2 separate regions of the Homo sapiens genome follow, and region 2 is linked to region 1. A link is an interaction called in ENCODE POLR2A ChIA-PET data of the cell type or tissue named here. Cell type or tissue: B cell. All regions are shown on one strand. Each heading gives the region's core, and the rest is flanking DNA. Links, peaks and the distances in the headings are about the cores only. Region 1 has its middle 15 kb from the start of CLDN34. Region 2 overlaps CLCN4 (chloride voltage-gated channel 4).

Region 1 (15,698 bases), core at 3,698-11,697:
GGACCACAGGCATGTGCCACCATGCCTAGCTAATTTTTGTATTTTTAGTAGAGACGAGGTTTCACCATGTTGACCAGGCTGGTCTCAACTCTTGGCCTCAAGAGATCCACCAGCCTTGGCTTCCTAAAGTGCTGAGATTACAGGCGTGAGCCACCATGCCTGGCCTGTAATGATTTTCTTTTTATGGTTATGTCACTAATTTGATAAATAGTTAAATTTATTCATTTTGGTTTGTTTTCTAGTTTTGATATCATTACTTTTGTCTTTTTGACATAATTTTCTATGGGATTAACTTTGTCTTTTTGACATAGTTTCCATTTTGAATATGTGGAATATTTACATAATTTTCAAAGTCAAAAATATAACCATATTTATTCAGAAAAATCTGAATAAACTTATGTTTCTGTGTCTATTATATTCTCTCTCACCATAGGTAACTTTTACATTTCTGGTTCATTTTCCAGTTTTTTGGGTTTTTTCTTTTTTTTTGCAGATAGAAGGGTGTGTGTTTATTCCATTTCTTACAAAATACTATCATAATATATATATTTTTTGATACCTTGCTTTTTCACCTGACAATAAATTCCTGGAGATTGCTCTATATCAATGTGTAGAGATTTTCTGATTGTTTTTATGGCTGCGTAGTATTCCATTGTGTGGATATACCCTAGTTTGTTCAACCAGTTATGTATGTGCATGCGTGTGTGTCTGTGTATATAACTTTGTGCATACATCTTTTTGCATTTTGCTGGTGTATCTTTGGGACAGATTCCTAGGGCTACTGGATTAAAGGGTAAGCAAATCTGTAATTTTAAAAACGTATTGCAAATTTTTTCACCATAAAAGTGACCCATTTTGCACTCCTATGAGCAATCTATGAGAATGTCGGCTTCCTCACAGCCTTGTCAAAAGAATATATTGTAAAACTTTTGAATTTTTTTCAACATAGTAGGTGAGAAATGGTATCTCAGCATCATTTTTAGTGTGTATTTCTGGGCGGGGTGGAGGGGGGAGTTGTTTTGTTTTTCAGAAATGAGGTCTCACTATTGCCCAGGCTGGTCTCAAACTCCTGGGCTCAAGCAATCCTTTTGCCTCGGCCTCCCAGAGGGCTGGGATTACAGGTGTGAGGCACCACACTCAGCCATGTATTTCTTTTATTAGTGAGGTTGAACATTTTTTGAAATGTTTCAGGTCTTTTTTTTTTTAATGTTCTCTGTCAGTTATCTATCGCTGTGTAACAAATTAACCTAGCACTTAATGGCTTAAAGCAACACCCAATTATTATCTCACAGCTTCTATGGATCAGGAGTTTAGGCACAGCTTCTGCTTCACATTGTCTCACATAGCTGCAGTCAAAATGCCAAGCTGCTCTGTGGTCTCATCTGAAGGCTCAGAGGGGGAGAATCCACTCCATTGCTTGCACACATTGTTGCTGGCAGGATTTATTCACTTAGTTCCTCGCAAGCGATGGAACAGATTCTTGTTTCTTGCCATACAGGGATCTCCACAGAACTTCTCCCAGCATGGCAGCTGGCTTCACCAGAGCAGTAAGAGAGATGGCCAGAGAGAGTGCTGGCAAGGAGGAGAGTACTAACAAGAAGGAAGGGACAGGGTCTCACTGTGTCATGGGTCACTGCAGCCTCAATCTCCCAGGGCTCAAGCAATCCTCCCAGCTCAGCCTCCCAAAGAGCTGAGACTACAGGCCCATAGAACCATGCCCAGCTAATTAAAAAAATTTTGTGTGTGTGTGGAGACAGGGTCTCACTTTGTTGTCCATACTGGTCTTGAGCTCCTGGGCTCAAGCAATTCTGCCTCAGCTTCCCAAAGTGCTGGGATTATAGGCATAAGCCACTACACCTGGCCCGCAGTCATTTTGTAACCTAACCACAGAAGTCATCTCCCATCATTCTTGCTGCTTTCTATTCATTAGAAGTGAGTGGCTAAACCAGCCTGCGCTCGATGAGAAGGAATGAAGGATGTGAATGTGAGGAAGGTGAAGACCTCTGAGGGCCATGTCACAAGCTGCCTGCTACAATACCTACTCATGTTTCTAACCCATTCCTCTATTGAGTTGTTGGTATGCTTGATTTTTAAGAGCTCTTAATATATTATAGAGCCCTTTGTGCTCTCAGTTACAAATACTTTTCTTAATTTATCTTTTGTTTTGCACTTTGTTTATGGATCTTTTGTTATGCAGATTTAAGCGGGGTGGGGGGGCGGGTAAAGGTTACCTACTGTAAAATTTACCAATCTTTATTTTATTGCTTCTGGTATTTGAATCATAGTTTAAGTGTACAGTTGGCCCTCCATATCTGTGGGTTCCCCATCCATGCATGCAACCAACCATGGATCAAAAATATTTGAGGATGGATGTGGTGGTTCACGCCTGTAATCCCAGCACTTTGGAAGGCCAAGGCGGGCAGGTCACTTGAGGCCAGGAATTCGAGACCGGCCTGGCCAACATGGTGAAACCTCATCTCTACTAAAAATACAAAAATTAGCTGGGCATGGTGGCACACACCTATAATCCCAGCTGCTCAGGAGAATGAGGCAGGAGAATCCCTTGAACCTGGGAGGCAGAGGTTGTGGTGAACTGAGATCACACCACTGTACTCTAGCCTGGGTAACAGAGTGAAACTCTTGTCTCCAAAAAACAAAAATTGAAAAATAATTGCATCTATACTGAACATGTATAGACTTATTTTTCTTGTCATTATTTCCTGAAAAATACATTATAACAACTATTTACATAGCATTTACATTATATTAGGTATTATAAGTAATCTAGAGATGGTTTCATCTATACAGAAGGATGTGCCTAAGTTATATGTAAATATTACACCATTTTACATCAGGGATTTGACATCTGCAGATTTTGGTATCCAGGGGAGGTCCTGGAACAAATCCCCTACGGATACTGAGGGGTGACTGTTTTTTCCACTCTCATGTGATAAAGGTATTTCTTCATTTTTTTCCCCCATTACTTGAATGGTTTTGTTTTTACTGTATTCATTTGGAATTTGTCTTGACATACAGGATAAATCTTTTTTTTTTTTTTTTTTTTTTTTGAGACAGTCCCACTCTGTCACCCAGGCTGGAGTGCAGTGGCGCAATCTCAGCTCACTGCAACCTCTCTCTCCCGGGTTCAAGTGATTCTCCTGCCTCAGCCTCCCAAGTACCTGGGACTACAGGCGTGCACCACCATGCCTGGCTAATTTTTATGTTTTTGGTAGAGATAGGGTTTTGCCTTGTTGGCCAGGCTGGCCTCAAACTCCTAGCCTCAGGTGATCCACCCACCTCGGCCTCCCAAAGTGCTAGGATTACAGATGTGAGCCACTGAGATGCTATCTTCTTCATACACTAAATTTCCATAGATATTGGGCTAATTTCTGGACATTCTGTTTGACTCCTTTAGCGCTCTTTGTATATTCATGTACCCATAGTACAGTGTTTTAAGTTTTAGAGACTGTGTTAGGGTTCTCCAGAGAGACAGAACCAATAAAAGATATACATACCAACAGATATGTGGGAAGAGATTTATTAGGGGAATTGGCTCACATGGTTATACAGGCCGTCTGCAAGCTGGAGACCTTGGGATGTCAGTAGCGTGACTGCCCAAGATCAGAAGCTTCAGAACTAGGTTAAGCTGTAACTCTCAGTCCAAGACCAAAGGCTGACATAAGTGGGGTGGGGTGCTGATGTAAATCTCGGAGTCCAAAGGCCAGAAAACCTGCAGTTCTGATGTTTAAGGGCAGGGGAAGAAGGGTGTCCCACACAGGAGAGACAGAAGGAGAGAGACAGAGACAGAGAGACACAGAAACAATTTGTTTTTCCTCTGTCTTTTTTGTTCTGTTTGGGGCCCCAGCTGATTGGATGGTACCTGCCCACATAGATCTTTCCTACCCAGTCTGCTGACTCACACGCCAGTCTCTCTGGAAACATCTTCAAAGACACTCAGAAATAATGCTTTACCAACTCTCTATGTATTCCTCAGTGCAGTTGAGTTGACACCTAAAATTAGCTATCACAGAGACTTATTTTAAAATAATATGTATGTTATTTGGTATCTTATTCCCGCTCCACCCCTAGGATTTTCTTAATTATTTCTGCTTATTTTTCCATATAAATTTTGTAATCAACTTGTCTTGCTCCAGTCTGGGGGGAAAATCTCTTAATGTTTTTATTAGGATCGTGTCAAGTTTATATGTTAACTTAGGGATAATTTACTCATTTATAATATTGAGTCTCCTTATTGGAGAGCACGGTACATCTGGTACATGGTACATAGTATATCTTTTCCTTTGTTCAAGTTCAGTTTTGCACTTTGAGGAATGTTTAGAGCAGTTTTAGTTGCATGGGGTTGTTTCCAGTATGGTGCAATTATGAATAAAGCTACTATGTACGTTTGCATTTAGGTTTATGCATGAATGCAGGTTTCCATTTCTCTTGGTTAGGTGTCTTACAGTAGGATTGCTGGGGGGTATGTTAAATCTAATTCATTCTTAGACTTTTAACCCATGCAGAGTGATACTTTTTCCACTCAGCATTTATAGTTGTCAGGGAAGCATTAAATATTTCTTCTCTTTTGTTGTACTAATACAACAAGTAGTTTTGTTTTGTAACTTGTATTAGGAGCGTAGGTCTTGTTTATGCAAATGTAGGCAACTGCTCCCGGGGTCCCACGCAGCAGGTATGGCTTTCATGAGCTGTGGCTCAAGTTTCTCCCAGACTTGAAGGGTGGATTAACTAGCTCCCAGAGTAACTTCTAAGGCCCTTAGTTGATTACAACCCAAAATCATACTTAAGGCCAACTCCGGGGACAGATAACTCTAGCTCATTCACTCGCTGATGAATTCCTTCACCAAACATTAATGTCTTTCACATGAGAGATGCCACCAAGATCTGTGGCATAACATATTAAGAGACACACACCATCTACTGCGCATCCTGATTGCCCACAGCTCTTGTTTGAACACAGGTGTTTAAAAGGCCTCAATCAGGCTGGGCACCGGTGGCTCACGCCTGTAATCCTAGCCCTTTTGGAGACTGAGGCAGGTGGATTGCCTGGGCTCAGGAGTTCAAGACCAGCCTGGGCAACATGGCGAAACCCCGTCTCTACTAAAAATATGAAAAATTAGCTGGGCATGGTGGTGGGCACCTGTAATCCCAGCTACTGGGGAGGCTGAGGCAGGAGAATCACTTGAACCCGGGAGGCGGAGGCTGCAGTGAGCCGAGATCATGCCACTGCACTCCAGCCTAGGCGACAGAAAAAAAAAAAAGAAAAAGAAAATAAAAGAAATATACCATGTGTGCAGGTGCTCTCTGCTCTGACACAGAAGTGCTCCCTGAGATAAGCCCTCCAAAAGTTCTGGGATTACAGGCATAAGCCACTGCACCCGGCCTCCAACATGAATTTTCTAAGGACAATCTAGCTAATTAGATTTCTGCTTTTCCTTAGTTTACCTGCTACTCAGCTTGATTGGCATTGTAGGTAGAAAGAGCTGCAAGGCATTCTGGGATGTGAGTGGCCGCCCCACTGGGAAGAAACAAGAAGGCCCGGCCCCGGTAGAACAAGGACTGGGAGGTGTGGCTGAGGTCACAAAGGTTGGCTTCTGTTGAGCTAGCATAGTTCTGTGGGGTCACTCTCTTTACCCCACAAACCAGGCCTGCAACTGGGCCAGAAAAGGAGCCTCAGGAAAGAAGCCAGGGCAAGAAGCTCAGTCACTGCTATAGGGAGGCAAGATGAAGGCCATGAAATGGGCCTCCATGGCTGCCGGGCTGATTCCAGACCTTACTGGCAATGCATAGAGCTGCCACTCAGAGTCCCCCCGTACTGGAACTCATTTCCCATTTCACAGCAGCAGCCCTTGCTCTTCCTTAAGAAGCGTGACCCTTCATACCCTTGGCGGGAATTGGTATGAACATCACCCTCAGATCCGAAGCCATATGCATTAGGCTGTTCTTGCATTGCTACAAAGAAAATACCTGAGACTGGGTAGTTTATAAAGAAAAGAGGTTTAATTGGCTCATGGTTCTGCAGGCTGTACAGGAAAAATGGTGTCGGCATTTGCTTGGCTTCTGGGGAGGCCTCAGGGAGGTTTTATTCATAGCAGAAAGTGAAGGAGGAGCAGGCAGCTCACATGGTGAAAGCAGGAGCAAGCGAGAAAAAGAGTGTGGCGTGGGGGGCGGTGCACACACTTTTAAACCACCGGATCATATGTGAACTCAGAGCGACAGCTCACTCATCACCAAGGGGACGGCCCAAGCCATTCATAAGGGATCTGCCCCCATGATCTGAACTCCTCCCACCAGGCCCCACCTCCAATATTGGGGATTACATTTCCATAGGAGATTTGGGCAGGAACAAATATTGAAACTATATCACCAACTAAATATAGCTGGAGTTTTCAGTAAGTCTGAGTTGGGAATTTGCATTTCTGGCAAGTCCCCGGTGAATGCTGACACTCTTGGTGCAGGGACCAGCTGCTGGGAAACATTCCTAACGAGCGTCTTCCTGCTTCTACCTAAAGCGCACTCATTTTGAACACGTGGATGAATTATTAGTAATTTAAAAATTAACTCATCAGTGATTACTTTGCTATAAATATTTTATTTCAAGACTGCTACAAAGAAGGCATTACATTCTTGCTCCTTCCCATGTCTTAGTGTTCTGACAGCACTGGTTGTTTTCAATATCACCTCTTTACCTCCCACATTAATGACAGCATGTCAACATTTTCAGGCACGGGACAAACTGACTTCTCATAGGGTGTGATATTTGATTTTCAAGTGGGAAAATTGAGCATAAATTCACTCCTTCAAGGAAACTTTTTTTTTTTTTTCTGAGATAGTGTCTGTCACTCAGGCTGGAGTGCAGTGGTGCAATCCTGGTTCACTGCAACCTCTGCCCCCTGGGCTCAAGCAATCCTCCCACCTCAGCCTCCAGAGGAGCTGGGACCACAGGCGCACACCACAACGTCTGGCTAATTTTTTATATTGTTGCCCAGGCTGGTCTCGAACTCCTGAGCTTAAGCCTCGGCCTCCCAAAGTGCTGGGATTACAGGCCTTGTGGCACCTGGCCTCAAAGAAACTTTTTAATTGACACTTAATAGCAAGCAACAACAGATTACAATTAGGCCAGTCTGTGGCAGGAAAAACAAAGAAAGGGGAGAGGAGAGAAAGAAACTCAATTTCTGGAAGACAAGCAAAACAATTGCTTGTCTCCATTCTGCATTGGAAACATTCTCCATTGGAAACAGGGAGAGCAAACCAACAGTACTTGCTAATAGATTTGATGACGGGGGAGGGTAGAGGAAAGTATATCAGATCTTGTTTTCTTTTTTAAGAGACAATGAAGCAGAAGATATAAAAAGAAAAACAATTTTTTTGTTCCTTGTTCTGTTCTCGTAATTATTTTTGCAAGTTTTGTAAGTTCCTGTTTTTCCCTTCTGTGTGGCACGGCAAGGTCACAAGATATGTTTTAAGTTGCAAGGCCTGTCACTGTTTAACAAACTGCCTTTGTTCTGCTTCTGTAAGCTTGCTTGCCTGCCCTACAGGTTTTGTGCTATCAAACTGGCCAACCCCCTTCTGGATGCATGTATAAAAGTGAAGCCCTGTCTTTGTTCGGGGCTCAGCCTTTGGATGTTAATCTGCTGGGCCGGTGCGCACCTAATAAATCCTCCTGTCCCACCCATTGGTCTCTACTGTCCCTTAATTCCTGCAATAACAAGGTCTCACTTTGTTGCCCAAGCTGGAGTGCAGTGGCACAGTAATAGCTCACTGCACCCTCTACCTTGAGGGCCCAAGCATCCTCCCACCTCAGCCTCTGGAGTAGCTCGGGCTACAGCGTACACCACCACAGCTGGCTGATTTTTTGGTTTTTTGTAGAGACAGGGTTTCCCTTTGTTGCGCAGGCTGGTCCTGAACTGCTGGGCTAAAGTGATCCTCCTGCCTCAGCCTCCCAAAGTGCTGGGATTACAGGCGTGAGCCACTGCACCTGGCTGGAAACACTCTTAAAAAAGCTTGAGGTGGCCGGGCGTGGTGGCTCACACCTGTAATCCCAGCACTTTGGGAGGCCAAGGCGGGCAGATCATGAGGTCAGGAGATCAAGACCATCCTGGCTAACATGGTGAAACCCCGTCTCTACTAGAAATACAAAAAATAAGCTGGGCGTGGTGGCGGGCACCTGTAGTCCCAGCTACTCAGGAGGCTGAGGCAGGAGAATGGCAAGAACCCAGGAGGCAGAGCTTGCAGTGAGCCGAGATTGCACCACCGCACTCCAGCCTGGGCAACAGAGCGAGACCCCATCTCAAAAAAAAAAAAAAAAAAAAAAGTTTGAGGTTAGTGGTCCATTTTTATTTCTATTTTATTTTTTAATTGACAAATAATAATTGTACATATTCTTGGGGTGCATAGTGATATGTCAATACATAGAATGTACAGCAATCAGATCAGGGTGAGTAGTGTATCCGTAATCTCAAACATTTATCATTTCTTTGTGTTGAAAACATTCAATATCCTCCTTTTAGCTATATATTTCTAATTTTAATTTCATTTTCTAATTATTTTATTTATTTATTTATTTTAGAGACAGTGTCTCACTGTCGCCCAGGCTGAGTGCTGTGGCACAATCACAATTCATAGCAGCCTCAAATTCCTGGGCGCATGTAATCCTCCTGCCTCAGTCTCTTGAATTCAGCTATTCAAAACTATTTATTATTTTTAACTCTAGTCATCTAACAGTTGGTATAGAACACTAGAATTTATTTCTCCAATCTAGCTGTCATTTTGTATCCTTTAACGAAATTTAAATGGAAAGTTAGAGAAAACCAACTCAAACTAGCTTAAAAAATAAATCAGGCTGTCCAAGTAGTAGTTTCAGAAACAGGTGGTTCCACAGATCTGATATACTTTCCTGTACCCTCCCCCCATCGTCAAATCTATTAGCAAATACTGTTGGTTTTCTCTCCGTCAGGTAGCTTGGACCCATCCACTTCACCTAGCAAACCAAGCTTCCATCATTTCTCAGCAGAAAACCAAAATGAGATGGTTTCTCCACTTTCACTGTTGCCTTTCTGATTGGTCCATTTTTAAACAAATTCTACTTTACCAAAAGTCACTTTTCTTGAAAAGTCCGGGTATGAAGGAAAAGGTGTTGGTTTTGCAGCCAGTGTGTTGGCATAAAGCTGTGTGGTGATCAAAAGAAGGCCTCCAGTGGAAAGGAGAAATCCACCCATCCAGCCGCTGGACATGGCATTGCCGCATCCCCCCGGGGCTTGTTGGGTGGGAACTCTGAGCTTTAGAACCTCCACACGGTAATATGGGCAACGTAGGACACGGACGCTCAAGTAGTGAGTCCGGCCAGAAAAACCAGAGCTCCCCCAGCAATGTTGACACTTCTCTCCCAAGAACTTCCTCCTCGGCCCCAGCATCTCAGCCACATCAGTCCCAGGATGACCGCCACAAGCCCGAGAGAACCCACAGCCCCGGCCACGCACGTGAGGACACGAGCCACCTGGAGTTTGGCAGCCAGGTTCTTTGGGCTGGCACACACTGGCACCTGTGTCTCGAGTCACACATGCTTCCCAAAGGCCCAGCATGTACTTCTCACTCTCGAGTAAACCCGAGGAGAAAGTCGGCCACTGAGGCATGCACACACAGGCCACTGAGGCATGCACTTGGCAGGCCACTGAGGCATGCCAGGGAACAGACGCGGCCAGCCACAGAGGCCAAGAGCCCCACATTTTGAATCAGCCAGATCGCCCTGCTTTTCATCCTGCTCTCCAGGCCCAAGTTATTCTGGGGAAACTGTCTCTCGGTCACAACAGGACTGGCTCGTTAGATTGACATCTTGACGGATTCGCCGCAGTTCGTGCCAGCTGGTCTGCAACCATTAGTTCAGTCCTTTGTCAACCAACCAGAATGCAGCTGCTTATTAAATCGGGTTACTTGGTAACTGGGCTGCTATTGTTCACCCTTAACTAACGCAGATGAATACCTACCATCAAAATAGGCCCAATAGAAAACCTGCTGCCAATACAGAGCCAGGTGGGAGAACCAGCAGATTGAGACAGGTATGCAGGCTTGGGAGAATTCTTGCTGGTTATAAAAGGCATGCATTTTAGCAATTTTATTTCCAAAAGGTAAACAGTTTGGGATACGGAGTTATTAGACATTAGAGTCATCTATCACGGTTTGTTTTTTTTTTTCCTTTTCTTTTTTTCTTTGAGACAGAGTCTCGCTCTGTCACCCAGGCTGGATTGCAGTGGTGCCATCTCGGCTCACTGCAATCTCTGCCTCCTGGGTTCAAGCAACTCTCCCTGCCTCAGCCTCCCGAATAGCTTGGATTACAGGCACACACCACCACACCCGGCTATTTTTTGTATTTTTAATAGAGATTGGGTTCAGCCATGTTGGCCAGGCTGGTCTTGAACTTCTGACCTCAGGTGATCCGCCTGCCTCGGCCTCCCAAAGTGCTGGGATTACAGGCATGAGCCACTGCGCCTGGCCTGATCAAGTTTTTAAAAAGAGTATTTCTTCACTTTTAATTATTTTAAATTCTCTTTAGTATTGTCTCTTCCAGGGTTTGGTATCTGTATCTGGTTCCATCATTCCTAAACCTACCTTCAGAGAAAACATCTAATTAATTACCCACACCTTCCATTAAAACCAGAGATTGGGATCATTTTGAATTAGAAGAGACAGACCCTTATGATCCCACAATTGTGTTCCTTGGTTTTTATCCAAATGAGCTGAGAATTCACGTCCACAGAAAAACCTGCGCACAGATGATTATAGCAGCTTTACTCATAATTGCCAAAACTTGGAAGTAACAAAGATGTCCTTTGGTAGATGAGTGGATAAACAATGTGATACATTAAGACAATTGGATATTTTTCAGCACAAAAAGAAATGAGCTATCAAGCCATGACAAGACATGGAGGAACCCTAAATGCATATTTCCCAGTGAAAGAAGCCCATCTGAAAGGCTACGGACGGTAAGAGTTCAACAGTGTGACCCTCTGGAAACGGCAAAACTATGGAGACAGTAAAACAATCGGTGGTTTCCAGGGGCTAGAGAAGAAGGAAAGATGAAGAGGGGATTGCAGAGGATTTTTAGGGCAGTGAAACTATCTGTATGCTACCATAATGATGAACACATATCATTGTACGTTTGTCCAAATCCATAGAATGTACAACACCAAGGATGAACCCTAATGTCAACTATGGATTCTGGTGACGATGACATGTTGATGAAAGTGCCCTGAGGGATTGTTCACAGACCTACACCAGGAAAAGAAGTTTCTGCTCATGAATGCCACTCTGGCTCTCAACCTGTGCATGAGTGAGATCCCCACAGACGGGAGCTCACAGTTCTCTTTCTGCCCCCATTAACCTGGAAGGAATCTGGCCTCAAGAGGTGGGCAAGATTGGATCAGGCACCAGAGGCCTTGGCGGTCATTCTTGTCAGGCAGCCTTGCCAAGCTGGAGGCAGAGGCTGGTGACAGGTGGGACAGCAATTCCAAGGAGAGGTGGTGATGGCCCAAATCAGGGGCATGGCAGAGCCGTGGGGAGAGAGGAAGAGAGATGGAGGGGCAGCAGTGCCGGGATGTGGGGGTTACTGGGAAACAGAGGACAAGCAAATGCGGTGACCGGAGGGGACACCTGCACTTCTCCGTTGGGCAACTTCCCGTGCTCACGGAGGCCTCTCATGTTGTTCGTAAGCTACTGAGGCAGTGTGTGACGAGATGCTGAAACCTTGGCTGGTAAATGCACTTCAGGCCTTCAACTTCCTGGCTACTACAGCCGAGGTGGGGTTTGGGTAGCTGTGAGTAAGCCAGATGCGACGGACCGTGTAGTGATAGAGTCCTCACTGAAAGGTCCAGAAGAAATCCCATAAGGTCATCAAACCCAGGCTCTGAATGGAGTTCCACTAGGACACAGTGGGCCCGTGGATGGTAACTGTCACATCCACAAGGCTATTCCTTGTGGCACAATCTTCGTCATAGGATCATTGAAACAGCTGAACTTGGTGGGAAGAAATCGGGAAACAGCTTTTGTTTTCCTACCACTACCTTGCAAACACGATGTGGATGAACCTTGAAAACATGATGTCGAGTGAAAAAAGTCAGACACAAAAGGCCACAAATTGTACAATTCCATTTATATGAAATGTCCAGAGTAGAGAAATTCATAGAAACAGAAAGTAGATGAATGGTGGGCAGGGGCTGGGAAGAGGGGAATGGGGAGTGACTGCTCATGGGCACAGGGGTCGTTTTAGGAGGGACAAAAATGTTCTGAAATTGATGGTGACAATGGTCGCACAACCTTGTGAATGTACTAAAAACCACTGCATTGTATGCTTTACACAGGCGAGTTGTACAGTATGTGGATTATACCTCAGTAAAACTGGTATATATATATATATATATAAAGAGAGAAAGAGCGAGAGAGTTCCACATTAATTTCCGATAAGCACCCTTTGTAAACTAAAAAAACAAAAGACACTTCATTCAATGCTGTCTATCTTAAACGAACACTTAAATATATCTTTAACGATGAAGGATTAGTACAGTTTTTTCTAACCTTGGAGTGGTGGGGGCCATTTCAGGATCGCCTGTGGGGCCTTGTTCAAATCCACCCTCCCCCCAGCAAAGCACCCCCTTCACTGACCCTGGTCTTCCCACACTTGTGAATCACTACATTAGAAGAATTCCCTGAAAATAGGGAACCAGACTTGAAAACTTGTCATTACCAAAGTTACGTAAGATTGCTCTGGAAGTTCCTTTTTTTTTTTTTTTTTTTTTTTTTTTTGAGACGGAGTCTCAGTCTGTTGCCCAGGCTAGAATGCAATGGCGTGATCTTGGCTCACTGCAGCCTCTGCCTCCCAGGTTCAAGCGATTCTCCTGCCTCAGCCTCCTGAATAGCTGGGATTACAGGCGTACACCACCACGCCCAGCTAGATTGTTCTGGAAGTTCTAGCCAGGGTGCTGTAAGTCAGGAGACAGAGAAAAGAGGTATAATTATCCTAGAAGGGTGTGTGAATCTTTGTTCAGCTAAGTTGACCCTATACCTAAAAAAAGTCCAAGAAAAGTTATTACACTACAACAGAAAGTTCAATTATATAGCTGGATACTAAATACACAAACATCAACAATCTTTTCGTGTTCCTACACAATGAGCCAGTTTGAAATTAGAATTGAAACAGAGTACTTTCACACAAAAAAGCAATAAACTCCCAAATATCTAGCAATAAGCTTAATATGAAATGTGCAAGACCCTGTATGTTGCAAACTGCTCAACCTTAGTAAGAGCCAAAAGAAGCCATGGAGACATGTCCCCAGTCCCAGATGGGGAAATTAAATTTTGCAAAGTTGTTCCACCTTCTGAGATTAATTTGTTGGCTTAATGTGATGCTAAGCAAAATGTTTATGAAAATCGGCAAATGCAAAAAATGAGCAAAACCTGCATGTATTAAGATTGTTACAGTTTATTAAGTGTAAAGTTTATATCCAAAGAAAACCAGTGTAAACACATATCAATCTCTAGTTAGTGGCATACTTGCTGAAAACTTAGGGGGATGTGTACTGATGTCTGCAATTTACTATGAAATGTATGAAAGAATAAGATGGATTGATGGATGGATAGAGGGATGAACAAATGAATAGGTACATGAAAAAGACTATAGTAATCTGCCTCTTATCAGAGCAGAAAAATGAATAAAAAGAAAAAGGAAAATACAGTAGAATGTTAATGAGAGAATCTGGGTGGTATTTGAGTTGTTCGCTAAAATTTTTTCAACCTTGTTTAATATGGGAAAGTTTTTGGCTGGACACAGTGGCTCACGCCTGTAATCCCAACACTTTGGGAGGCTGAGGCGGGAGGATCGATGGAGCCCAGGAGTTCAAGACCAGCCTGGGCAACATAAGGAGACCTTGTTTCTACTAAAAATTTTTACAAAAATTAGTTGGATGTGGTGTTGCATGCCTGTGGTCCCAAATACTCAAGAAGCTGAGGGAGGAGGGTCTATTGAGCCCCGGAGTTAACGGCTGCAAGGAGCTATGATCACGCCACTTCACTCCAGCCTGAGTGAAAAAGTGAGACCCTGTCTCAAAAAAAAAAAAGGTTCATAATAAAATGGGAAAAATACAGAGCAAAGAACAACAAAAACCAAAATGCATATAAAAGAAGATTCCAGCTTGAAAAATATGAGCTGGATAAAGATGGGGTGGAAATGGGCTAAAATGTTAACTATGATGAAATTATAGGTGATTTTTATTTACTTGTTCATACTCCATGCATTGATTGAGCTTTTTCTTTCTTTTTAAAAACAATATCCAAGTACTACTTTTATTTTAATTTTTTTAAACAGGGTCTCACTCTGTCACCCAGGCTGGAGTGCAGTGGTGTGATCTCGGCTCACTATAGCCTCAGCCTCCCGAGTAGCTGAGACTACAGTCATGTGCCACCATGCCCGGCTAATAGTTTATTTTTTTTTTTGCAGAGATGGGGGTCTCACTTTGTTGTCCATGCTGGTCTCGAACTCCTGCTTAAGAGACCTTCCTGCCTTGGCCTCCCAAAGTGTTGGAATTACAGGTGTGAGCCATTGTCCCTGGATCAGGAGTTGCTTCTTATGGATGAGCAAAGAAAGTAGTTTCTTAAGACACAATCTCCTCCTGGTGAAGATGTTGTGAACATTATTGAAATGACAACAAAAGATTAGAATATTCCATAAACTTAGTTGATAAATTAGTGGGATTCTTCCATTTCTCCACCAGGTGACAGCATAAGCACGTCAAAATAGCAAAAATTGTCTCAGAACACAGTATTTGGTCTGACATTGAACATTACTGCTGTTAATTGACTAGGTGTTTATTTTGACATGTTACTTGCACAAAGGATTAGAATATTATGTCAACCTAGTTGATAAACCAGTAACAGGGCTTGAAAAGATTGACTCTACTTTTGAAAGAAGTTCTAATGTGAGTAAAATGCTATCAAAAAGCATCGCATGCTACAGAGAAATCTTTTGTGAAAGGTAGAGCCAATTGATGCAGCAAACTTCCTTGCTGTGTTATTTTAAGAAATTGCCATAGCCAACCCAGCCTTCAGCAATCACCACCCTGATCAGTCAGCAGCCAGCGACATAAAGGCAAGACCCTCCACCAGCAAAATGATTACAACTCACTAAATGCTCACATGATCCTTAGCATTTTTTAGCAATAAAGTGTTTTTTGTTTTTTGAGACTAGGTCTCACTCTCGCCCAGACTCCTGGAGTGCAGTGGCACTATCACGGCTCACTGAAGCCTCAACCACCCGGGCGCAAGCGATCCTCCCACCTCAGCCTCCAGAATAGTTGGGACTACAGGTGTGCACCACCACGCCTGGCTAATTTTTGTATTTTTTGTAGAGATGGGGTATTGCCATGTTGTCCAGGCTGGTCTTGAATTCCTGAGCTCAAGCAATCCTCCCGCCTAGGCCTCCCAAAGTGGCGGGATCACAGGCATGAGCCACCTCGCCCGGCCTGCAATATAGTAATTTTAATTTAGGATACTACATTTTTTTAAGGCATAATACTATTGCACACTGAAGACTACAATATAGAGTAAACATAATGTTTATATGCATTGGAAAACCAAAAAAAATATGCGACTCAGGTTATAGAGATATTTGCATTATTTTGGTGGTCTGGAACTGA
Region 2 (15,698 bases), core at 2,363-10,362, 240 kb after region 1:
CCAGCATCTCATGATAGACCAGGGCCCATGGCGTGGCTCCCATGTGCACACGACAGTTTTACTATATATCTTCTAGAGTATTCTTGAAGCTTGTCAATGGGACTTTCCCTGGTCTGATGTTGGAATGGCCCACTGTTAATACATCTCCACCAGGCAACTGCTTACTTCTCTCCCTGTCCTTTGTTTCCTGTTTCCAAGGCACCTCCCTTAAACCTCTTCCCAGTGTTACATAGCTTTAAAATATCTTTAAGGCATCTTCATCAAAGGCTTTATAACAATAAGTTGAGATAAGCTATCCTCTCCCATTTTAGCTTGACACTCAAACATTTTTACCTCCCCCAAAGTAAAAATTGATTTTGTATTTTAGACACCGTAGCAAGTTTGTGCTTAAGTGTTCGGCGATGCTTCTCCTTATTATAGGTCCTGTTGCTTAACGGGTAGGTAGGTGCCTTTGTGTAAATATTGCCTTATAAATAATGAGGTTTTTTTAAGGTTAAGTAGGATTGGGTTTGTTTAAAAATACTGTAATCAGCAGCCTTTAAAAATTTTTTCATTCCCTAGGATCTTTTAAGCAAAGGTTGAAATTTAAAAACTAAGGTAATAAATGTCACAGAATCTATTATCTATTGTATAGCTCCAGGCACACCTGCTAAGAGGCAGCTTACTAATTTTGCTGAAACCCATTACTGTAATCAAGTGGGAAGCAGTAATTGTCATCAACCAGTTAGAGAAGAAATTTAAGCTTACCAACCAAGTACTCTTCTCGAAGCTATGTTTGGAATGTCTGAAGAGGCACCACACGGTGTAAATACTACCTATATGCTTTCAATCAGACCGATAATAATATAGAAGGTGCTATTTACATGGTTTGTGCAGAGGGAAGGAGTGTTTTGCTCTGAGGAATCAGAAAAGCTGTTTTTCTGGCCTGTGGAAATAGAAGAGCCCCTGTACTCTGGTGGAGAAATACAGGTGCATGACCTGTATTTGAGGAATCTTGTGCCATTTTATGAGTATAGAAATATGACAGCATTTAGCTAGACACTATCCCATGCCAATTTCACTTCCTAGAGGAATTGGGAGCAAAGATTATAGACAGATCCAAGATAGTATGGATCAGAAAAGAAAGGTAAGTGAGGTAAATAAGGATTTTTCTTACATATCATGTTTAAAAATTGTAGCAACTGCTCACATGAAGCTGAAAATGTTTTGTTATGTTTTGGAATGCCAAAGCATGGCGTTATCTTTGTTAGAGAGCACGTCGTTAGCACCACCTAGGCAACGTGACTCTCTTCACCATCACATACTAGCACACGGGGCTGTATGCGACTCTTGCTCAAGTTCCTGGCAAATGGGCCTTTACCTCTCATTGCTCTGCAAATATGAGGACTCGCCTGTACTTAGCAGGGCTCAGGTGCTTCTTGTCTTGAGTTCTGCAGTTAAGTAGAGGTTCAAAGAGGACTCAGCGGGGAGTTGCAGAGATGATTAAAGGGTGGAAAGTTAGAGTTTCAGGGAAGAGTTAAGGAAACTCTCAGGTTTTTTTGGTCTGGTGGATGATTTATTAGGCTGGTACAAAAGTAGTTGCGGTTTTTGCCGTTACTTTCAATGGCAAGAACCGCAATTACTTTTGCACCAACCTAATGATTCTCCAGCATGTGGAAGACGCTTAGTTGCAGAAAGGGGTCTACATCCAGCACTGAACAAGAAGCTAAGTGTCAGGTCTGTCAGACAAGGGAGAAAGAGGTTTCTGCCCGGGAGGGCTGTTAGTTACTGGACTAGGTCATGGAGAATAGTGGTGTCATCTACACCTTTCTGTTGGGGATGTGTGTGTGTGTGTGTGTATATATATATATATATATATACACACACACACATAGAGGGACTTCTCCATGCTTTAGTAGACAGACAATAACTTGTAAAACAATCTGCTTTTTCTTCTGTATAATCTTTACTTTTTTATCATATCATCTTTGTACTACTTCTGTGGTTGCTTTCAATTTTCCATTTTAACCTATCTCATTAATTATATCTGTCTTATGGACGCATTTAAAAAAATTTTTTGAGACAGGGTCTCGCTGTTTCACCCAGGCTGGAGTGCAGTGGCGCGATCATAGCTCACTGCAGCCTCTACCCACTGGGCTCAAGCAGTCTTCCTGCTTCAGCCTCCGGAGAAGCTAGGACTACAGGCTTGCACCACCATGCCTGGCTAAGCATTTTTAATTAACAGGATGATAGACTATTACTTCCCTAAAAACACAGTTCAAGTGGGAGTACTCCTCCTCAGCACTGCTGACATTTGGGGCTTGATGATTCTCTGTGCTGGGGCTGTCTTGTGCACTCTTGGGTGCTGAGCAGCATCCCAGGGCTCCACCCACTGGATGTCAGCAGCACTTGCCCTCTCCTATTGTGATAACCAAAAATGTCTTTAGACATTGCCAAATGTCCCCTGAGGGTGGAGGCAGAATTGCTCCCAGTTGAGAACCATTGCTCTAAAGCCACTCAATAGCCTAATGAATATGTGATTATTTCCAATTTTGAAAAATTTCTTGGCCTATCACATAGTTTGTGAAATTTCTCTTACCCATACTTTATTATTTACCATCTCTACATCTGGCATATGAACATATTGCTTCTAGGAAATGGAATGTTGAGTAACCTTAGCAGGTGCTCATAAAATATACATTCCTTCATTTTTTTTTTTTTTTCACTAAGTCTTGCTCTGTTTCCCAGGCTGGAGTGCAGTGGCGACATCTCGGCTCACCCCAGCCTCCACCTCCCAGATTCAAGCAATTCTCCTGCCTCAGCCTCCCGAGTAGATGGGACTACAGGCGCATGCCACCAGGCGTGGCTAATTTTTGTATTTTTAGTAGGGACGGAGCTTCACCATGTTGGTCAGGCTGGTCTCGAACTCCTGATCTTAAGTGATCCGCCCACCTCAGCCTCCCAAAGTGCTGGGATTACAGGCATGAGCCACTGTGCCTGGCCTAAAATGTACATTCTTTTTTAAGAGCTGTGGCCACTGAGACTCATTCTAGTAGAATATATGACAAACCTCCTACATTAAAGACAGTTTTAAAAACAGTTTAACTATTTTTAAAACATTTAAAAATGAAGTTTATTACATTTTTTCAAAATGAAAGTAATACACACTCCAAATATTGGGGAAATCAGAAGAAAAAGGAAACATTTAAAAAGCCACCTACATTCTTATCACCAAAGAAGACATGATTGATATTTAGTGCATTTCCTTTTTGTCTTTTAGGTCTTTTAAAAAGATGCATTTTCGGTTGTATTGTTTTGGTTTCTTTTTCAACACAGACTCCCAAGTGTTCCTAGGGTCTGTGGGTCTCTTTTCTTGTAGCACTGGCTCATCCCCTGGGTGAGGAGTTAGTTGGTTTATCCTTTCACACAGGAAATATTTCTTAAGTGTCCACCATGTGCTGATACCATCCTAGAAGCTCAGAGTCCAGGGATGACAGCACACTGCCTCTGCCCTCTGTGAACTTACATGCAGGCATTTTGGTGTCTGATGATTTCTGGTCCAAACTGAGAGCAGATGTTTCACCCTGGTAGAGAATTGCAAAGAGCTTTCTTGCTGGTTGTTCTTCCATTCACAGGCTTTTGCCTGTTCTTAGCACCTCTACCCACAAAGTTTGAAGCCTCCTGTAAGTCTGTAATAGAGTTCCAAAGTGGCCTAGCAGAACCTTTCTGAGGAGAGTAGCAGTTGCCACTGTGGGAACAGCAAGGTGCATAGCTCAGGCTTCTGGCTCTGACCCTAGCTGATGCCTATATTTTTGCTTGGCAGTAAATACCTTGTGTGCTTTCCTTCCTGATGCCTCCTATGTGAGATAGGTTCAGTTTTATGTGGCAGGCAGAACCAGATACACTGACATTTAGTAGACCTACTCATCCGTTCATTCATATGTGCATTTGGCAAATATCTGTTTTGTGTCTACTGTGTGTTAGGCATTGTCCAGGCACTGGGAGTGCACTGGTGAGCAAGAGTTCATTGAGCTAGTGGCTGTTAGAATCAGGGCTTCTAACCCAATCAGTAGGTTCAAAGGAGATATAAGCATGTTATTTATTTTATTGTAGCAAGTGGATCGACCATTTATTAAATTGTATTTGGTTTTAGAAGGGGTTCAGCAAATCCATGTCATCAACTCTTGATTGGGGTTTGCAACTTGATCCAATCCTGACATTCACTCAGTGGTTGAAATTGATGGAAATCCTGTTAGTGGGACTTTAAGAGAATCGGCTGGTCTATGGGAATGAGCAAATAAGTGTGTGTTGCCAGTTGCCTCCCTGCCTTAGTGGGTAAGGACAGAATCATCTTGGTTTAGGAGAGAAGTACGTAGTATATATCGAACAGTCTACATTTGAAAACGCGTTGTGCCTCAGAGTCGTCTGGTATTTGTGGCAGAATCATACCCCATTTGATGTAACTTGATTTAACCTGACCCATGTAATGTGAAGGCATTTGCCCAGCAGGCCCTCTGTTCCTCTTTTAAACAGAGACCCTTTTTCAGACTCAGCCTGACCCCAGATGCTGCCAGTTTTCCATTAGAGTACTCTATTGCACTAAATGGCCTTAGAGGAGGCAGTTAGAATTTTATTTTTGAAAGAACAATATAGGTGAATAGTAGTCTTTGAGAAGGTAAGAAGTGTATTATGGGAACCAGGATCCATTTTAAAGCAAGCCTTGCTGTACATTTTCCCTAACCTTTTCCCATGAACCAAAAGAAAGATTAAAATTCCAACAGAAGGAAAATCGCCTTGGAGAAATATCTTGAGACCGATGGATTTATTTCATGTGTGGCTTAAAATAGCCTGGGTTTCTAGCACCGCGTTAAGCTGTATTTCTAATGAGTTCCTGTTACCCTACTTTTCTTCAGCTTTCTTTCACATGGCCTTTTCTATAGACAGAAATAGGCTAATTGCTACCATAACAGTTTTACTATCTTTCTTTGAGGGATCCACAAAATGGCCCATTTTTAAGACAGGAGATCCGAAGGGTTGAGGGGGGATGCAGCTTTTCTGGGGTTGTTTCTTTGGACCCAAGGGTCGCGTTTGGGATTGAGCTGCATTTCTGGGCTGTGAGCCTGGGCTGGCCGTATTGGTTTCTTGTTCCTCCCAGGATTCATAATGCCATTTGGGCCAGTTATAAGTTAGTTCGTAAAAAGAAAAACAATGTATTAAGGTCATCGGGCAGCTAAGTAAGTTTCTTGTCACCTCAAACTCCAGCCCATGATGAGGTGAAGGAGCGTAAGGAAAGCCAGAGTGGAGGGCCCTGGGCTGTTTGGGGTGCCCGGAGTCTGCGGTGAAGCAGTGAATGTCCCCAAAGGGGCCATCTGGGTCAGGCCCATCTTGCCAGACTTTGGCAACAAATGATCCGGTCACAGCAGGGGACCCTCACACAGCATTAGCTGCAGAGAGATGCCAATTCCACAGATGTTTGGCTAAAGCCCCTTATTAAGAATGTGTGGTTCATCCTCCAAACCCCTTTTCTGTGGGATTCTAGATGGTGTGTGTGAGTGTGGGGTGGGGAATTGCTCAGCAAGGGGTTTTTGTGTGGCTCATTGTTCCTGCTCACCCCATTCTAGAGAACGCCAGACAGAGGCAGGAGGGCATTGTGAGCAATTCCATCATGTACTTCACGGAGGAACCCCCCGAGCTGCCGGCCAACAGCCCACATCCCCTGAAGCTGCGGCGCATCCTGAACCTCAGCCCGTTTACAGTGACAGACCACACTCCGATGGAAACGGTGGTGGATATCTTCCGGAAACTGGGGCTTCGGCAGTGCCTGGTGACGCGGAGCGGGTGAGTAGCCGGACATGTGGCCAGAATGACCTAGGGAGAAAAAGATGAGTGAGACATGGTCTCAGCCCTGAAGAATGTGGAGGGCCATGGGGTGGAATAGTCCTTGACAGAGAATGGCAGTAAGCTGTGGTGAATGTGTTGAGGAGGAAATGTACAGGGAGCTTGGGACTGAGGGCTGGGCAGCCGTGCAGCCAGAGAAGGGGGTGGTCCAGGCTGGACTGCTGCCTGGGCTGAGGGAGGTTGAGTAAAAAGGGGTGGAGCCACAGGAGAAGGGCTTGGTGTTGCTTTTCTACCACCCCATGTGACACTTGGCTTAGGGAGGAGGTTCTGCTATAACGTGATGTATGCGGTCCTCAAAATCACAGCACTACGCAAAAAGTGCTCCATGCAAACCACAGGACTTGTGGGAAAAATGGGGTTAGGTACACAACAGTCAAAAACTTCATCAGTGATATATGACATAAAAGAGGTGGAAGCCTAATAAGAATGGTAGTACCGAGCCAGGTGCAGTGAGTGGCTCGTGCCTGTAATCTCAGCACTTCGGGAGGCTGAGGTGGAGGATCACTTGAGCCCAGGAGTTCGAGACCAGCCTGGGTCGCAAGACCCTATCTCTACAGATAAATTTTTATAAAATCAGCCAAGTGTGCCCATAGTCCCAGCTACTTGGGAGGCTGAGACAGGAGCATCACTTGAGCCCAGGCTTCCAAGGCTGCAGTGGCCCAGGATTGCACCACTGCACTCCAGCCTTGGCAGCAGAATGAGACCCTGTCTTGTAAAAAGAATAGTGGTAGTACCATGTTACACATTAGTTAAATGGTTAAGAAATACAGGGATACAACAGAAATATGTCACTTCATCTTAAAAAGGCCTGAAGTTGGCTGTGGGGTGGGTTTCACAAGCTGTGCCACTTCCGAATTACCGGGAAGGGGTGGAAGGAGGGGAGCCTGAACTCAAGGGGAAGTGGTCACAGCAGGTGTGGATGGGCATGGCTCTTCACGCATGCATGAACTGAGGTCGCTTGTGGATGTTTGGGGGCCGGGCATGTGCATTTTGTGTATGCCGATCCCACTGGGTTCAGCTGGGTACAGTTTCCTGCATTTGCCTAGAGCTTCTCATGGATGAAATCACACATAAGCAAAGGTAAAATTCATATTATGCTCAGATTGTTCCTGATATATCAATTTGTTTGAAACAACTTTGTTTTCGAAACAAACATGATTGGAGAATGGAGAGATTTGATGGCCCCATGGCATTGTCCCTGCTGCCACTTTTGTTTTGTGTTGTCACAAATCAGGAAACCAACAATGCAAAGATCGAGGGTCCACTGTAGTAGCACCAGAGAAGCAGTTCCTTAAAGGTCATTCCTTGGCCTCTGAGTGTCACAAGTTCCATGGTGTCAGAAGCTTGTGTAAGGGAAGGGGTCGGCTTGGTCAGGGTAGCCTGGAACCTAGGGTTATCTGCCCATTTTATTCCTTTATGGGCTGGGAGTAGGAGGCGGGGAATGGGTTCTGGAGACATTGGTACCTAATAAAGTTTAGGCCTTTATAGACTCCAGAGGCTCAACTATCTAATATAGCTTATATTTCCAGAGCCAGCACACTCTAGTTTAACACAGCAGTTCTCAACTGGGATGATTTTACCTCCCAGAGACATTGGGCAATGTCTGGAGACAATTTGGGGTGTCATGACTGGAGGGAGGGATGCTATTGGCATCTAGTGAGTAGAGGTCAGGGGCGCTGCTAAACATCCTGCAGTGAACAGGACAGCTCCACAACAAAACATCTGGCCCAAAATGTCACTAGTCGTGCAGTTGAGTGACCTTGGACTGGATGTGCCTGTATAGCCAAATGAGCAATCCTATTCATTCCACTTTCTTCCTGCTGTCCTGGTAGCAAGCACACAGGGGGACAGGCTTTGCAATTTGCAGATTTACCCAGAGAACTCCTGGCCAGCAGAGTGAGCATCCTCCTTAGCTCTGACTACAGACAGAGCAGTGTCTTGCATGTGGGAGGTGCAATCAATAGGGAAAAATAAATGAGTCCTTGTGTTTGACAAGGCTAGGGATCATTTCTGCTGATGAATTTTAAAGGAGCTCAAGTGGTTTTTCAAACTTGAGTGTGGATCAAAATACCCTGGAGGATTAAACCTCCAGGTTAAATCCAGATTTCTGGGCCCTGCCACAGAGGTACTGATCCCTGGAAGTCTAGGGTGAGGCCCAAGAATATTCTTTCCTAACAAGCTCCCAGGTGATGCTGCAACTGCCGGTCTGGGGACCCCACCTTGAGAACCACTGAAGTCGATTTATGCACTTGAGTTTCCAGTACTCTTGGTATAAACACCACTGTGATTGCCCATGCTGTCTCAAGTGTGTAGCAGTTTCTCCTTTCCTTTAAAACAATAATCCAAAGTCAATTATCGTTGGAATTTCAGCTCAGGCAGGAAACTCTGCCCTTAATGCCCGCTCACACCTCATAGAGCCCCATGAGGTCTTCCTGTGAAGATCTGGGTGCCGAAATTGGCTCTGAATGTGCTTCAAGAAAGCAAAATCGCACTCTCTCTCGCTCTACATCTTTTACACAAACACAGATGCTGCTGCGTTAGTGCTGGCAAGGGATGCTTGTCTGCGGGGCCTTTCATCTCCTTGGGCTTCTTGCCAGGGCAGGCACGTCTCTGGCCAGCTCTCATGTTTGATGTGCTCGCCCACCCTGTACCTTCCCTGCTCGGGATGGCCACGAGCCTGAGCTCCACCGCTGGCCTGGATCACCTGCAGCATTTCTCAGGCCTGGGGTTCAAGGGGCATCATAAAACTGGACCAGGAATCGGAATGCCGCAATCTAGGAAGCCTCCAGTTGCTAAGAGTGAATTTGGGTGAGATTTTCCCTATGAAAGTTCTAGAAAGGAAAAGTGAGTAAGGGAGATGGTGTCAGATTTTCCCCAAGCCCTGCTAGGTGGTCCACAGGGGCCTGGACAGGATAGCTTTCGCAGAAGAGCCCAGCTGCTCGAATTTGAATTATGTCCTTGGTCATAGATCTGGCCATTTATAATTCGCTGAATTCGCTTCAACTGCTACTCAAAGGGGCTGGAAGTTCAAACACTTGATTTAAATCAAATAGGACATTTCATGCCACTAACGAAGCCTGCTGGATTTGATGTTACCTCCTTCTGGGTTGATGTTCAGCTTTCTTCTTTTGTGATAATTACCATCGCGGGCCAGGGCACAATTTATGCACGAACCCAAGGCAGCTCCTGAATTCATATTTCCCTAGTGCTGTTATAATCAACTTAACTTTTAGACATTACAGTCACAGAGCTTTAAAAGGAGGTTTTCAGAACTGCAAATGCTTGATCTTTTGATACTGTCTCCAGGGTGAAGACAAGGAAACAAAAACCAGGATTTATAGATATGGGAGGGTTCCGTGTGTGTGTGTGTGTGTGTGTGTGTGTGTGTGTGTGTGTATGTGAGTGTGTGTGTGTTATAGTTATCATCACTTTGCAAACACTAACAAGTCTTATTTTTTTCAAAGCAACATTGGTTTAATCAACATTATATTGAGCATCTATTTTAGCTGGGAACTGTAGGGGGCACAAAAAGTGTTTAAAAAAAAAAAAGCCAAGGAGCTTGTTATCTACTAAAGAACATGGACATAATCCAGTTTAAGTGGTGCTACCCAAGGCAGGCGCTCCGGGGGGACTGTTCTGTTTTTTCTTTTTTAATTTAATTTAATTTAAAGTTCCGGGATACATGTGCAGGAAGTGCAGTCTTGCTACATAGGTAAACGTGTGCCATGGTGGTTTCCTGCACCTACCAACCCATCACCTAGGTAGGTAGCCCCATATGCATTAGCTATTTATCCTGATGCTCTCCCTCCCCACATCCACGACAGGCCCCAGTATGTGCTGTTCCTCTCCCTGTGTCCATGTGTTCTCATTGTTCAGCTCCCACTTGTAAGTGAGAACATACAGTGTTTGGTTTTCTGTTCCTGTGTTATTTTGCTCAGGATAATGGCTTCCAGCTCCATCCATGTCCCTGCAAAGGACATGATCTCATTCCTTTTTATGGCTGCATCGTATTCCATGGTATATATGTGCCACATTTTCTTTATCCAGTCTATCACTGATGAGCATTTGGGTTGGTTCCATGTCTTTGCTATTGTGAATGGTGCTGCAGCGAACATACGTGTGTATGTATTTTTATAATAGAGTGATTTATATTCCTTTGGGTATATACTCAGTAATGGGATTGCTGGGTCAAATGGTATTTCTGGTTCTAGGTCTTTGGGGAATCGCCACACTGTCCTCCATAATGGTTGAACTAATTTACATTCCCACCAACAGTGTAAAAGCATTCCTGTTTCTCCACACTCTTGCTCCACACCAGCATCTGTTGTTTCTTGACTTTAATAATTGCCATTCTGACTGATGTGAGATGGCATCTCATTGTGGGTTTGATTTGCATTTCCCTAATGATCAGTGATGTGGAGCTTTTTCTCATATGTTTGTTGGCTATATAAATGTCTTCTTTTGAGAAGTGTCTGTTCATGTCCTTTGCCCACTTTTTGATGGGGTTGTTTTTTTCTTGTAAATTTGTTTAAGTTCCTTGTAGATTCTGCATATTAGACCTCTGTCAGATGGATAGATTGCAAAATTTCTCCCATTCTGTAGGTTGTCCGTTCACTCTGATGATAGTTTCTTTTGCTGTGCAGAAGCTCTTTAGTTTAATTAGATCCCATTTGTCAACTTTTGCTTTTGTTGCAATTGCTTTTGAGGTTTTCGTTATGAAATCTTTGCCCATGACTATGTCCTGAATGGTATTGCCTAGATTTTTTTTCTAGGCTTTTTATCGTTTTGGGTTTTACATTTAAATCTTTAATCTATCTTGAGTTAATTTTTGTGTAAGGTATAAGGAAGGGGTTCAGTTTCAATTTTCTGCATATAGCTAACCAATTCTCCCAGCATCATTTATTAAATAGGGAGTCCTTTCCCCATTGATTGTTAGCTTTGTCAAAGATCAGGTGGTTGTAGATATGTGGTCTTATTTTTGAGATCTCTATTCTGTTCCATTGATCTATGTACCAGTACTGTACTGTTTTGGATACTGTGGCCATGTAGTATAGTTTGAAGTTGGGTGGCATGATGCCTCCAGCTTTGTTCTTTTTGCTTAGGATTTTCTGGGCTATATGGACTCTCCACCTCAAAACAACAGAATATACATTCTTCTTGGCGCCACATGACACTTACTCTAAAATCAATCACATAATTGGAAGTGAAACACTCCTCAGCAAATGCAAAACAACTGAAATCATAACAAGCGGTCTCTCAGACCACAGTGCAATCAGATTAGAACTCAAGATTAAGAAACTCACTCAAAACCACCACACAACTACATGGAAATTGAACAACCTGCTCCTGAATGACTCCTGGGTAAATAATAAAATTAAGGCAGAACTCAAGAAATTCTTTGAAACCAATGAGAACAAAGAGACAACATACCAGAATCTCTTGGACACAGCTACAGCAGTGTTAAGAGGGAAATTTATAGCACTAAATGCCCATATCAAAAAGCTAGAAAGATCTCAAGTCAACACCCTAACATCATAACTAAAAGAACTAGAGAACCAAGAGCAGACAAACCCCAAAGCTAGCAGAAGACAAGAAATAAGCAAGATCAGAGCAGAACTGAAGGAGACAGAGATACAAAAAACCCTTCGAAAAATCAACAAACCCAACAAATCCAGGAGTTGTTTTTTTGAAAAAATTAATAAAATAGACTGCTAGCTAGAGTAATAAAGAAGAAAAGAGAGAAGAATCGAATAGACACAACAAAAAATGATACAGGGGATATCATCACTGACCCCACAGGAATACAAACAACCATCAGAGAATACTGTATCACCTCTATGTAAATAAACTAGAAAATCTAGAAGAAATAGATAAATTCCTGGATGCATACACCCTCCCAAGACTGAACCAGGAAGAAGTTGAACCCCTGAATAGACCAAGTTCTGAAATTGAGGCAGTAATAAATAGCCTACCAACCAAAAAAATCCCAGGACCAGACAGATTTACAGCTGAATTCTTTGTACCAGAGGTACAAAGAGGAACTGGTACCATTTCTTCAGAAACTATTCCAAACAATTGAAAAGGAGGGACTCCTCCCGAACTCATTTTATGAGGCCAGCATCATCCTGATACCAAAACCTGGCAGAGATACAACAAAAAAAGAAAACTTCAGGCCAATATCCCTAATGAACATTGATGCAAAAATCCTCAATAAAAAAAAATAATGGCAAACTGAACCCGGCAGCATATCAAAAGGCTTATTCACCACGATCAAGTCAGCTTCATCCCTGGGGTGCAAGGCTGGTTCAACATACACAAATCAATAAACGTAATTCATCACACAAGCAGAATGAAAGACAAAAACCACATGGTTATCTCAATAGATGCAGAAAAGGCCTTCGATAAAAATAACATCCCTTCATGTTAAAAACTCTCAATAAACTAGGTATTGATGGAACATACCTCAAAATAATAAGAGCCATTTATGACAAACCCACAGCCAATATCATACTGAGTGGGCAAAACCTGGAAGCATTCCCCTTGAAAACCAGCACAAAACAAAGATGCTCTCTCTCACCATTCCTATTTAACATATTGTACAATTCACCCATTTAAAATGCATGATTCAGTGGTTTTTAGTAGAAAATGGGTTGTGCATTAATCACCACAATTTTAGATCATTTTCATCACCCCAAAAAGAAACCCCACACCCCTTAGCTGTTACCTCCTATACCACAGTCCTTGGCAACCACTACTCTATATTTTCTGTCTCTGTGGACTTGCCTATTCTGGACATTTCATGTCAATACAGTCATGCACTATGTGGCCTTTTGTATTTGGCTTCTTTCACTGAGCATCATGTTTTCAAGGTTCGTCCACACTGAAGATGTGTCTGTACTTCTTTCCTTGTTAGGGCTGAATCATCTTGCATTGTGTGGATAGACCACATTTTGCTGATCAATTCATTAGTTGATGGACATTTGGTTTCCCTTTTTTTCTTTTTTTTAAATTATTTTTAATTTTTGTGGGTACATAGGAGTATATATTTATGGGTATATGGTATATTTTGATACAGGCATGTAATGCATAATAATCATATCAGGGTAAATGGGGTCTCCCAGCACCTCAAGCATTTATCCTTCGGGTTACAAACATTCCAATTCTTTTAGTTATTTTTAAATGTACAGTTAAATTATTGATTGTAGTCACCCTGTTGCACTATCAAATACTAGATCGTATTCATTCTTTTAAACTATTTTTTGTACCCATTAACCATCCTCCATCCCCTCCTCCCCCCTCCCCCATTCCCCTTAGTTTTCAAATGAGGAGGTGAGACTCTAAGAAGCAAAACACTGCTCAGGGTTAAAGGGAATTGGTTGCAGAGCCAGTCCCATCTGGATTCTTCCAGGTCTCCTATCTCCTGAGGCACAATCAGCTGCCAGGTACCGGGAGGACCTTTGATGGAGAACCCTGCCAGCCGACCCTGACCCTTGAGGACATCAATCCCCTCCGTACAGCACCCTCTGGGACCAACGACAGTGGGGAGTAGACCTGGGCGTGATGGGAAGATATGTGGCAGCATCCTTAAGTATCCAGATTCCTGGAATGGCTGCATTTTGGGATACCTGTTCAGTAAAATACAGAGGATATGGGGCCAGGTAACGGGATTCCTGTGTCCCATGCTGACGGTGTATTATAGATTCACCCACAGAGGTCTATTTGTGTCTGAAAGCTTCTGGCTGGGAGTAATAGTCAAAGTGTTTAAGAGCTGGTGCCAGATAATGAACTGATTTGTTATGAATTGTGGGGAGTTCACTGCAGTTCTATAAGGTATGAGGTTGGCAGGGTACATCCCAGGGTGTCTAGCTCAGTGGCTATAAACCAACCGGTGTAGAACTATTTTAGTACTTTTTAATCTGGATGGTGGTTCTCAACCAGGGGCTATCTTGTCCCCCCTCCACAGGAGACATTTGGCATTGTCTGGAGACATTTTGGTTGCCATAATGGGGGATGGGGATGCTGCTGCATCTAGTGGGTAGAGGCCCAGGATGCTGCTGTATGTTCTACAGTGCACAGAATGGCCTATCTGCAACAAATAATTAGCCAACCTAAATGTCACTAGTGCCAAGGTGGAGAAACCCTGCGTAAAGCCTTCCCAGGTGGAGGGCTGGATGGGTGGAAGGAGTCCTATTGGCCCAGCTTGCATTTTGCTGCTACCGCATGGGAGGGGGCCTCACTGGGGATTCCTATCTGCCTGTAAATAGAGGCCCTTCCCAGTAACAAAGCCGCCTTTCCTAGCTGTCACTGCTTTCTTGAAATTAATTAGAATTATCAGAGCTAGAACAAAATTTCCTGACTCTGGGAGGAAACCTTGTTTAAAAACATTTATTTAAATTTTTGTGGGTACATAGTAGATGTGTATATTTATGGAACACATGAGATTTTTAAAATATATATATATATATATTTTATTATACTTTAAGTTCTAGGGTACATGTGCACAACGTGCAGGTTTGTTACATATGTATACATGTGCCATGTTGGTGTGCTGCACCCATTAACTCATCATTTACATTAGGTATATCTCCTAATGCTATCCCTCCCCCGTCCCCCCACCCCACTACAGGCCCCGGTGTGTGATGTTCCCCTTCCTGTGTCCATGTGTTCTCATTGTTCAATTCCCACCTATGAGTGAGAACATGCGGTGTTTGTTTTTTTGTCCTTGTGATAGTTTGCTCAGAATGATGGTTTCCAGCTTCATCCATGTCCCTACAAAGGACATGAACTCATCCTTTTTTATGGCTGCATAGTATTCCATAGTGTATATGTGCCACATTTTCTTAATCTAGTCTATCATTGTTGGACATTTGGGTTGGTTCCAAGTCTTTGCTATTGTGAATAGTGCTGCAATAAACATACATGTGCATGTGTCTTTATAGCAGCATGATTTATATTCCTTTGGGTATGGAACACATGAGATGTTTTGATACTGGCATGCAATGCATAATAATCACATCATAGAGAATGGGGCATCCACCCCCTCAAGCATTTACCCTTTGTGTTACAAACTATCCAGCTGTACTCTTTTCATACACCTGTTTGCTATTTGTATGTCTTCTTTTGAGAAATGTCTATCCAAATATTTTGCCCGTTTTTTTGATCAGATTATTAGATTTTTCCCTATAGAGTTGTTTGAGCTCCTTATATATTCTGCTTATTAATCCCTTGTCAGATGGGTAGTTTGCTAGTGTTTTCTCCCATTCTGTGGGTTGTCTCTTCACTTTGTTGATTGGGAAACCTTTATTTCTTATGTGGGCCTCTGGCTCTGACATGCCTCAAGTCTGGAGGCCTGGACTGCTCTTCTCAGCAGCAATACATGGCTGCCAAAGCAAAAGGGCAACTCTAATGAGACCGGGGCCCACTAAAGCTTTTGCAACCGTAGAAGCAGGGTGATTTGGCGAAGTATTGGGTAACAGTGCCCTTGAGAAAATGTGTATCTCTGGTTGATTGATTGCAATGGGCCCTCATTATGACAGTTGAGCCCGAAGCAGCTAAAACAAATCAGGATGGAAAGAAATGGTTTCAGGCTCTGCCAGCTGGACCCAGCAACCTTCCTGTGTGAGGAGACCAGAGCCCTTGTTGGGCCTTGAATCTGTCAACTGTGTTCATACTCACAGATGGGTTTTCCCAGGAGAACTCAGCATCTCACCGCAAAGAAGAGTGCTAACATTTGTTTCCTTTAGGTAGCTCTTGTTTCAGGATTATAACAACATTTAGGCTTACAGAACAATTGAGCAAAATATGCAGAGTTCTCATATATC

Evidence for each region. ChIA-PET counts read pairs that join two places held together with the same protein. Peaks named below come from ENCODE experiments on the same cell type or tissue, not always from the same donor. Only the 100,000 strongest peaks of a DNase experiment are listed, where the experiment ranks them.
Region 2: POLR2A ChIA-PET joins it to region 1 with 5 read pairs; 2 of 35 experiments call an interaction of 5 or more read pairs at or near these places.

Annotation. Positions count from the first base shown.
Region 1 is chrX:9,974,184-9,989,881 of GRCh38, forward strand. No RefSeq gene overlaps it. Among named protein-coding and RNA genes, the nearest start is that of CLDN34, 15 kb to the left of the region's middle. In B cell, for the core only: no CTCF peak of the experiment used is centred there; a DNase peak (open chromatin) is centred at 7,498; H3K4me3 peaks cover 377 bases; H3K27ac peaks cover 1,625 bases.
Region 2 is chrX:10,215,061-10,230,758 of GRCh38, forward strand. It overlaps CLCN4 (chloride voltage-gated channel 4), which reads left to right. Exons shown (of 13, transcript NM_001830.4): 12 at 5,601-5,817. Among named protein-coding and RNA genes, the nearest start is that of CLCN4, 66 kb to the left of the region's middle. In B cell, for the core only: no CTCF peak of the experiment used is centred there; a DNase peak (open chromatin) is centred at 6,761.